2 separate regions of the Homo sapiens genome follow, and region 1 is linked to region 2. A link is an interaction called in ENCODE POLR2A ChIA-PET data of the cell type or tissue named here. Cell type or tissue: A673. All regions are shown on one strand. Links, peaks and the distances in the headings refer to the core of each region. The heading gives the core; the rest is flanking DNA.

Region 1 (4,398 bases), core at 108-4,107, 310 kb before region 2:
CCAACATGCCCAGGCAAAAAATTGCATTTAAGAGGAAGAAATAGGTTAGGCAAAGTGGTTCATGTCTGTGACCCCACTGCTTTGGGAGGTCGGAGCAGGAGGACTGCTTGAGGCCAGGAGTTCAGGACCAGCCTGAGCAACATAGCAAGACCCTATATTTAACAAAAAAAATTAATCAGAAAATAAAAATTTAAAAATCAGCTGGCTGTGGTGACACACACGTGTAGTCCTAGCTGCTCAGGAGGCTGAGGCAGGAAAGCCCCTTGAGCCCAGGAATTCAGGGCTATAGTGAGCTATGATTGTACCACTGCACTCTAGCCTAACAAAGATCTTATCTCTAAAATACAGAAATGAATAAAATATGAAGTTAACCATTTCAATGTTACATTGTGATTTTATTTCTGAATCATTTAAAAAAGGAGCCAAGGCTGCTTTTAAAATATGAAATTAAGGCTGGGTGCAGTAGCTAACGCCTATAATCCCAGCACTTTGGGAGGCTGGCTTGAGGCCAGGAGTTTGAGATTAGCCTGGCAACAGAGTAAGACCCTGTCTCTACAAAAAATGAAAAAACTAGCTGGGAGAGGCAGCATGCACCTGTAGTCCCAGCTATTCAGGAGGCTGAGGCAGGAGGATCCCTGAGCCCAGGAGTTTGAGGCTGCAGTGAGCTGTGCTTGTGCCACCACAATCCAGCCTGGCAACAGAGTGAGACCCTGTCTCTTAGAACAAAAGCCAACCAAAAAAACAAAATGTGGCCTCTACTTTAAGTCTTCCAGGGACCAGTCATTTGGTTTGCTGTTCCAGCTTGTCACTGGACAGCTCAAATTGTAGGAAAATTTTTCCTTAAATCATGCTTAAATCTGCCACCTTGTACTTTAATGAATAAATACAATTCTTTCCCATGACAACAATTCAGAAGCTAAACACAGGTCTTCTTTCCCCCACCACTCCCACTTCTCCCTTATTTTATTCATACTTTCAAAGTTATTTTACCTTTGGAGGTGTGGTGAATAAATGCTGTGGTACCATCTTCTAACTGTACTGCTTGACCATCCTCTAGACGCAAACTGTCCCCTGCTCAAGAACAATGCTTACATTTAGATCTCATGTTTTCTAGCACATTCCAATTAACTCACTTAGCAACAAGAGTCAATAAACCATTAACACATTATAACAATCTATACTTGCTTCATGAGTCTTTGAACATTTAAGTAAGTTCAGTAAAGCTTCCCTGCGTCAGTGTTTAAAGGTAAAAAGACATTAGAATATTGGTTTTAGAAATATACACCAGTATTAAAGAGAGTTGAAAGAAGGGGAAAAATGAAGAAAATGAGAGACATGTAAGATTCAGCTCAAAAAACAGAAACATTCACTCAGGACTGTTACTCATTTATCTCCACAGTGCAGTCCAGTAACTTCTTTTCCATTATCTTTACGAGAAAGTCTTGGTTAAGATCCACTCTGTGGCATCTATAATCTCCCTTTACAGAAGGAGGACTTGAGAACAAGACCAAGTTTAGGTAGTAAGAGGGAGCTGCAGGTAGCAAATACTAAAAGCTGAGAATTAAAATGGTTTCCCGTGCTGTTATCTTAAATACTTACTACTTTTAGGTATGGGTACATGTTGAACATAGGCCGCAGAACCATCTTCCAACTGAATGACCTGGCCATCTATGAGTTTTGCATCTATAACAAAAGATTCAAGACAATAAATTGGCACAAACAAAAATTTTAAACTTTATACAATTTCAAAATGATATCAACTATAAAAACATACACAACTTAAGCTCGTGTTCATCTTGATTCTTCCCTCAATGTTCTGAGGCAATTCAATAACACATCCAGTGATCCTACAGAAAGCAGAAAATCCTCCCTCAGCCATCCTTCCTCCCCTGCAATTTTCAATTAGATGAGGTCAAGAGGAAGAGTGGCTCATCACAGCAGGCTACATGAGTTGGACTGCTTTATACCTTTCAGAGTCACTTAGAATCAGTGACCATGACCAGTGGGGAGTTGAAGCTGGGAAGACAGACAGATTATGTCAGTGTATGTGAGATCATCTGTCATTCTCATCCCTGAGGGCTATAAGACCCCTGTTTATGTATGCATGTGCTCAGTAGGTTTCCATAGAAACAAAGAGTTTTTGAGGACTTGGCTGTTTCCTGGAGCAAAGCAAACACTAATTCAGAGACAATGTCAGATAAGCAAAACCAAATGTCTTTTTTTTTTTTTTTTGAGACAGAGTTTTGCTCTAGTTGCCCAGGCCGGAGTGCAATGGCGTGATCTCGGCTCACTGCAACCTCTGCCTCCCGGGTTCAAGCGACTCTCCTGCCTCAGCCTCCTGAGTAGCTGGGATTACAGGCATGCGCCACCATGCCCAGCTAATTTTGTATTTTTATTACAGAAAACGGTTTCTCCATGTTGGTCAGGCTGGTCTCGAACTCCCGACCTCAGGTGATCTGCCCGCCTCGGCCTTCCAAAGCGTTGGGATTACAGGCGTGAACCACCATGCCCGGCCCCAAATGTCTTTACTCTTACAGGTATTTGGTAAAAATACGAAATAATGACCCAAGGTAAAGAAGCAAGAAAGGTCTTACTAGAAAATAGTAAGACATACTCCCTGCTCTCCTCTCTCCCACTAATTTTGATATCCCAGGGTATCTTCCAAATATCTCAAAGGACTATTCCAAATTATAAAAAAAAAAAAAAAAAGAATTAAACTGAAATGACTTAAAATCATCATATGCAATACAGCATCTTTAGGAGACATAGGAAAGGTGGTATAGCTTCTAGGTGCTCCAACTCACAGGTTATAAATCACTGGTATTAACCAATCAGCCATATGTGAGGCACATACCTTTAGAATTGTGTTGTATGTAAGCAGTAGAACCATCTGCAAGTGTTACTGCTTGCAAGCTTACGCCTTCCATATTTTCTAAGTTGTCACCATCTATTACAAAAAAATCAATATTTTCTTTAGACAGCTAGCATATGGACATGCTGATTAATTTTTTTTTCAAATAAAGATCAGAAAAAAGGTAAACTGCTTAACTCAGACTCAAAATGAGATTTAGCGGCCGGGTGCAGTGGCTCACGCCTGTAATCACGGCACTTTGGGAGGCCAAGGCAAGTGGATCATGAGGTCAGAAGTTCGACACCAGCCTGGCCAATGAGGTGAAACCCCGTCTCTACTAAAAATATAAAAATTAGTCGGGCGCGGTGGCATGCACCTTGTAGTCCCAGCTACTTGGGAGGCTGAGGCAGAAGAATCGCTTGAACCCAGGAGGCAGAGGTTGCAGTGAGCCGAGATTGTGCCACTGCCCTCCAGCCTGGGCGACAGAGCCAGACTCCGTCTCAAAAAAAAGAAAAAAAGTGAGATTTAGCACTTACCAAAAACAGGCTGGGAACAATGGCTCATGCCTGTAATCCCAGCACTTTTGGAGGCTGAGGTGGGTGGATGGCTTGAGCCCAGGAGTTTGAGACCAGCCTGGGCAACATGGTGAAACCCTGTCTCTACTAAAAATAAAATAATTAGCTGGGCACGCTGGTGGGTGCCTGTAGTCTCAGCTACTTGGGAGGCTGAGGTGACAGGATGTCTTAAGCCAGAAGGCTGAGGCTACAGTGAGCCGTGATCATACCACTGCACTCCAGCCTGGGCGATAAAGCAAGACCTTGTCTCAAAAAAAAAAAACAAAAGAAAAGAAAAGAAAAAGAAAAAGAAAAAAAAAATTCCCTGCCCTCCTGTACCCACACCAAGATAAAAAATACACATAGAGGCTGGGCGCAATGGCTCATGCCTGTAATCCCAGCACTTTGGGAGGCCGAAGCAGGTTGATTACCTGAGGTCAGGAGTTTGAGACCAGCCTGGCCAACGTGGTGAAACCCCGTCTCTACTAAAAATACAAAATTAGCCGGACGTGGTGGCACATGCCTGTAATCCCAGCTACTCGGGAGGCTGAGGCAGGAGAATCACTTGGACTTGGGAGGCAGAGGTTGCAGTGAGCCGAGAGCAGACCATCGCACTCCAGCCTGGGCGACAAGAGTAAAACTCCGTCCCGTTTCAAAAAAAAAAACACCAAAACACCTCATAAAAAGACCTAGGTTTATATTGTTTTCTGCTAAATCAGGAACTAGGAAGTTGTAAATTTTTTTTCTTTTAAGATAAATGATATTTTCAAACGCATCCCTTCAAACACAACTGCTCACCTGCCACGGTGACTGCCTCTGTCAAGCACAGCGTAACATGTTGCGCCTCCATCCCTCCTCCAGGAAACTCTGTCATTCCCTGAGAATCTCGATTTATTTGGGCTAACAACATCTTCTACCTTGAAGAAAAATAAAGACACTTGGGAACAAAGAATGATACATGTGAAATGAAAGTTACAAAGAATATTTATGAAC
Region 2 (4,398 bases), core at 94-4,093:
TCAAAATTCTTAAGTCATGAGATGCATGACCTGGCTGTGACAACTTCCTATTCCTAGCCAATGATGACTGTGAAATACATATCAATTTTAGACATGTTAATATGTGGGAAAATATACATCTAGAATTGAAGAAATATAGTAATCAATGTAACATCACAAAGTATTGGCTTGCACGTGAGGCAACAGGCTGTTGAAAGTATAAATTGGTATGATGATTTTGGAAAACAGCATAGTATTGTTTAGTAATTCTTCTCCTAGGTATATTCCCTAGAGAAACTTTTGGAGCATGTCCCAAGAGATATGTACAAGAAGTTTACAGCAGCATTCTTTTAATAGCCCCAAACTGGAAACAACCAATCAGTTGAGAAAGCCAATCAGTAAGAGAATTAATAAGTATATTGTGGTGTATTCATGTGGTGGAATGCTATACAACAATGGAAATGGATAACAGTTATACACATCAGTGTGGATGAATTTCACAAATATAAACGAGTGAAAAAGCAAATCAGAAGCCAGGAGTATCAGCACACACCTGTGATCCCAGCTACTTGGGAGGCTGAGGTGGGGGGATTGCTTGAGCCTGGGAGTTCGGTTCCAGCCAGGGCAACATGCTGAGACCCAGTTTCTTAAAGAAAAAAAAAAAAAAAAAATCACAAAAGAAACATGCATGCCTATAGTCCCAGCTACTGCGGGGGCTGAGGTGGGATGATCAGTTGAATCTGGGAAGCTGAGGCTACGTGAACCATGATCGAGCCACTGCACTCCAGTCTAGGCAACAGAGAGAGACCCTGTCTTAAAGATACATACAGGCAAACCAAACCATATATTTTAGGGTTAAAAATATAGGTAATAATTTTCTTGCTTTTCTGTAGTTTCGTTGGGTAAGTGGTCACTTCTAGAGTGGGAAGGTGAATGGAAGAGGGCACGTAGGGTGCTTCAAAGATATAAACAGACAGTATTTATAAATAAAATACTGGCCAGGCGCAGTGGCTCATGCCTGTAATCCCAGCACTTTGGGAGGCTGAGGTGGGCAGATCACTTGAGGTCGGGAGTTTGAGACCAGCCTGACCAACATGGAGAAACCCCATCTCTACTAAAAATACAAAATTAGCCAGGCGTGGTGGTGCATGCCTGTAATCCCAGCTACTCGGGAGGCTGAGGCTGGAGAATTTGCTTGAACCGGGGAGGCGGAGGTTGCAGTGAGCCGAGATTGTGCCATTGCACTCCAGCCTGGGCAACAAGAGCGAAACTCCATCTCAAAAAAAAAAAAAAAAAAAAAAGAAGGAACTGGCCTGGCGCTGGTCATAATGATGTAATAGCATATATATATTATATATTTCACAATAAGAAGGTTAAAAACTAACAGTGGAAAGAAATATGCCAAAATATTAAGAGTTGTTGCTTCTGAAAAGTAGGATTGGGGTGATTTGTTTTCCTTTTCTTAGATTTTTATATATCACAAATTTATAGCATAGTTAAATCTTACTTTTGAACTTGGACTCAAAGTTCAGGCAGATATGGGTTCAAAGGCCAGATCTATTGCTACTTTGCTGTTTCATTTTGGACAATATATATATATATATAATTTAATAGAGTGCTATATTACGTATAGATTTTGGGCAAGTTACTTAAGAGAATTAAACTATACTTAGACTATAAATATACTATATTGTTTTATACTATGTTTAAATTTAGTATATTGATTACTGTATTTCTCAATTTCCGTATTGGTAAATTGGGAACAATAATAATAGTTACCTCAGATTGTTAGGAGGCTTAAATGAGATAATGAAATGCTAAGTACAATGCCTGACATAGTACTTAATAAAAACTGTGATTATCATTATGCAGTATGTGTTTTCTTGGTTATGATCTTACAATAAGCAGTTGAAAATTTTTATGTAAAATAAATTACCTCCTCAATTTTTGTCCCCTTGACAGTTATTTCAGATATGTTTCTAAGTTGTATGTATGCTCAAAGGTTTGTTTGGTAGGGTCATTTAAGCAGTGGGAATCAGACAATGTCAGAGATAAGCATGACTGAAGGGTTTATTTGTTTCTTGCATAAATGCAAAAACTGAATACAGAGTGATGAAATCACTGGCCAGGAGTCATAAAGATTGCTGTGTTCTTATCCTTTCCTTAACTACATATTTTTTTTTTTTTGAGACGGAGTCTCGCTCTGTTGCCCAGGCTGGAGTGCAGTGGCGCGATCTCAGCTTGCTGCAAGCTACGCTTCCTTGGTTGACGCCATTCTCCTGCTTCAGCCTCCTGAGTAGCTGGGACCACAGGCGCCCGCCACCACACCTGGCTAATTTTTTTGTATTTTTAATAGAGACGGGGTTTCACCGTGTTAGCCAGGATGGTCTCGATCTCCTGACCTTGTGATCCGCCCAACTAGGCCTCCCAGAGTGCTGGGATTACAGGTGTGAGCTACCACACCTGGCCTTTCTTAACTAAATTTTTAAAGCATGCACTCCCTTGTAACCTGACCTACATGGGTATAAATATATTCTGTGTCCTTGGGGCTAATTCATCCTGTCCTTCCCAGCCCAACAGATGTACTGTGCAGGCTGTCAGAACCCTCTCCGGTTGTATGTAATCCTGCTCACTGTGGTTATTTAATCCTGTTGACTGCTTCCTTGTAGACCAAGAGGATGCTGGTGGAAAAGATGGGCCGAGAAGCTGTGGAGCTAGGGCATGGGGAGGTGAACATCACAGGGGTGGAAGAGAACACCCTGATTGCCAGCCTTTGTGATCTCCTGGAAAGGATCTGGAGTCATGGACTACAAGTGAAACAGGTAATGTATGTCTTGCCTCTCATTGCTGAGCAAATTGTCTTCCTGTTTTCAGTTACTAGCTTTCCCACACTCTTTTTGTCCAGCTGACTGGCTTTGAAGAATGGTGCACAGTGCCCTGGAGTGAGATTTGAAATAAACAATTAAATAAATGTGATCCAAACTATTTTCCTTAAAGATAGGCTTTATAAATCTGTGTGTTTGTCAGACTTTTAAAAAGAGGCATCTTTCTTCCTGGGGGTAGAGCTGAAGGCCAACCTGATAGGTCCTGTTTGGCAGCTGGCCCTAGTCTAGAGATAGACCAGAAAGAGAGAAGTTGGAGCTCAGGAAGTACCAGTCATACACTAAAGGTTCTTCACTAATCATATATTCACAGTGGAAAAAAAGTCTGTCATTAACATTTCTTTTGTATGCAGATGGTTTAACTAAACATTTGAGAGAAGGCCTCAGGAAGTTGAGTAAGTTTGATTTTTCCACTTAATACCCAGAGAATTTCCTTATTTCAAAATACTCTGTTTTCAATTGGTAGTCAAGATAGATACCTTTTATTTTTATGTATTTTTAAATTTGAAAATAACTTGAAATTTTTTGAAAAGAAGTTTTATCATGGAAAAATTAGAAAATACATATTAGTATCCATTGGTATTTCTCAAGGGCCTACTATGTCAGGTACTGTTGTAGGCACTAGAAATACCTCAGTGAACAAAACAGACCAAGATCTCTTGCCTTCCTGTGTCATTCTAATGGGTATAGCAACAATCTTCCACACATGTTCTTCAGAGCATTCTTCTGTGTACATATGCCCATGCGTATATAGCTGTATATTTAAAAACCCAGTGGAACCACAATGAGATACTATTTCACATCCACTGGAGTAGTTAAAATAAGTAACAAGTGTTAAGGATGTGGAGAAATGGGAACTTTCATACATTGCTGATGGGAATGTAAAATGGTGCAGCCACTTTGGAAAACAGTCTGGCAGTTCCTCAAAATGTTAAACAGTTCTTATATGACCTAGCAAGCCCACTTCTAGATACATACTCAAGATAAGTGAAAACATATGTCTACACAAAAACTTGTATACAAATGTTCATAGCAGGCCAGGCGCAGTGGCTCACACCTGTAATCCCAGCACTTTGGGAGGCCAAGACAGGTGGATCACTTGAGGTCAGGAGTTTGAGACCAGCTTGATCAACATGGTGAAACCCCGTCTCTACCAAAAATACAAAATTAGCCAGGTGGTGGTGCATGCCTGTAATCCCAGCTGCTTGGGAGGCTGAGGCAGGAGGATCGCTTGAACCCAGGAGGCAGAGGTTGCAGTGAGCCAAGATTGCACCATTGCACTCCAGCCTAGGCAACAAGAGTGAAACTCTGTCTCAAAAAAAAAAAAAAAAGAAAAAAAAGTTCATAGCAGCATTAGTCATAATAGTGTCATCTTATGTGGCTATTATGACCCAGATATTTATCAGCTGATGAGTGGGTGACCTAAATTTGGTATAATACATTGGAATATTATTGAGCAATAAAGGGAATAAAGTACCTACATGTGGTACAACATGGATGAACTCTGAAAACATACTAAGTGAAAGAAGCCAGACAC

What was found. ChIA-PET counts read pairs that join two places held together with the same protein. Peaks named below come from ENCODE experiments on the same cell type or tissue, not always from the same donor. Only the 100,000 strongest peaks of a DNase experiment are listed, where the experiment ranks them.
Region 1: POLR2A ChIA-PET joins it to region 2 with 5 read pairs; 13 of 35 experiments call an interaction of 5 or more read pairs at or near these places.

The regions. Positions count from the first base shown.
Region 1 is chr11:9,471,226-9,475,623 of GRCh38, reverse strand. It overlaps ZNF143 (zinc finger protein 143), which reads right to left. Exons shown (of 16, transcript NM_003442.6): 2 at 4,204-4,322; 3 at 2,855-2,947; 4 at 1,600-1,683; 5 at 991-1,074. The coding sequence starts at 4,315. Among named protein-coding and RNA genes, the nearest start is that of ZNF143, 12 kb to the right of the region's middle. In A673, for the core only: no CTCF peak of the experiment used is centred there; a DNase peak (open chromatin) is centred at 2,033.
Region 2 is chr11:9,159,116-9,163,513 of GRCh38, reverse strand. DENND5A (DENN domain containing 5A) reads left to right here. Exons shown (of 23, transcript NM_015213.4): 12 at 2,649-2,801. Among named protein-coding and RNA genes, the nearest start is that of SCUBE2, 70 kb to the right of the region's middle. In A673, for the core only: no CTCF peak of the experiment used is centred there; no DNase peak of the experiment used is centred there; H3K27ac peaks cover 691 bases.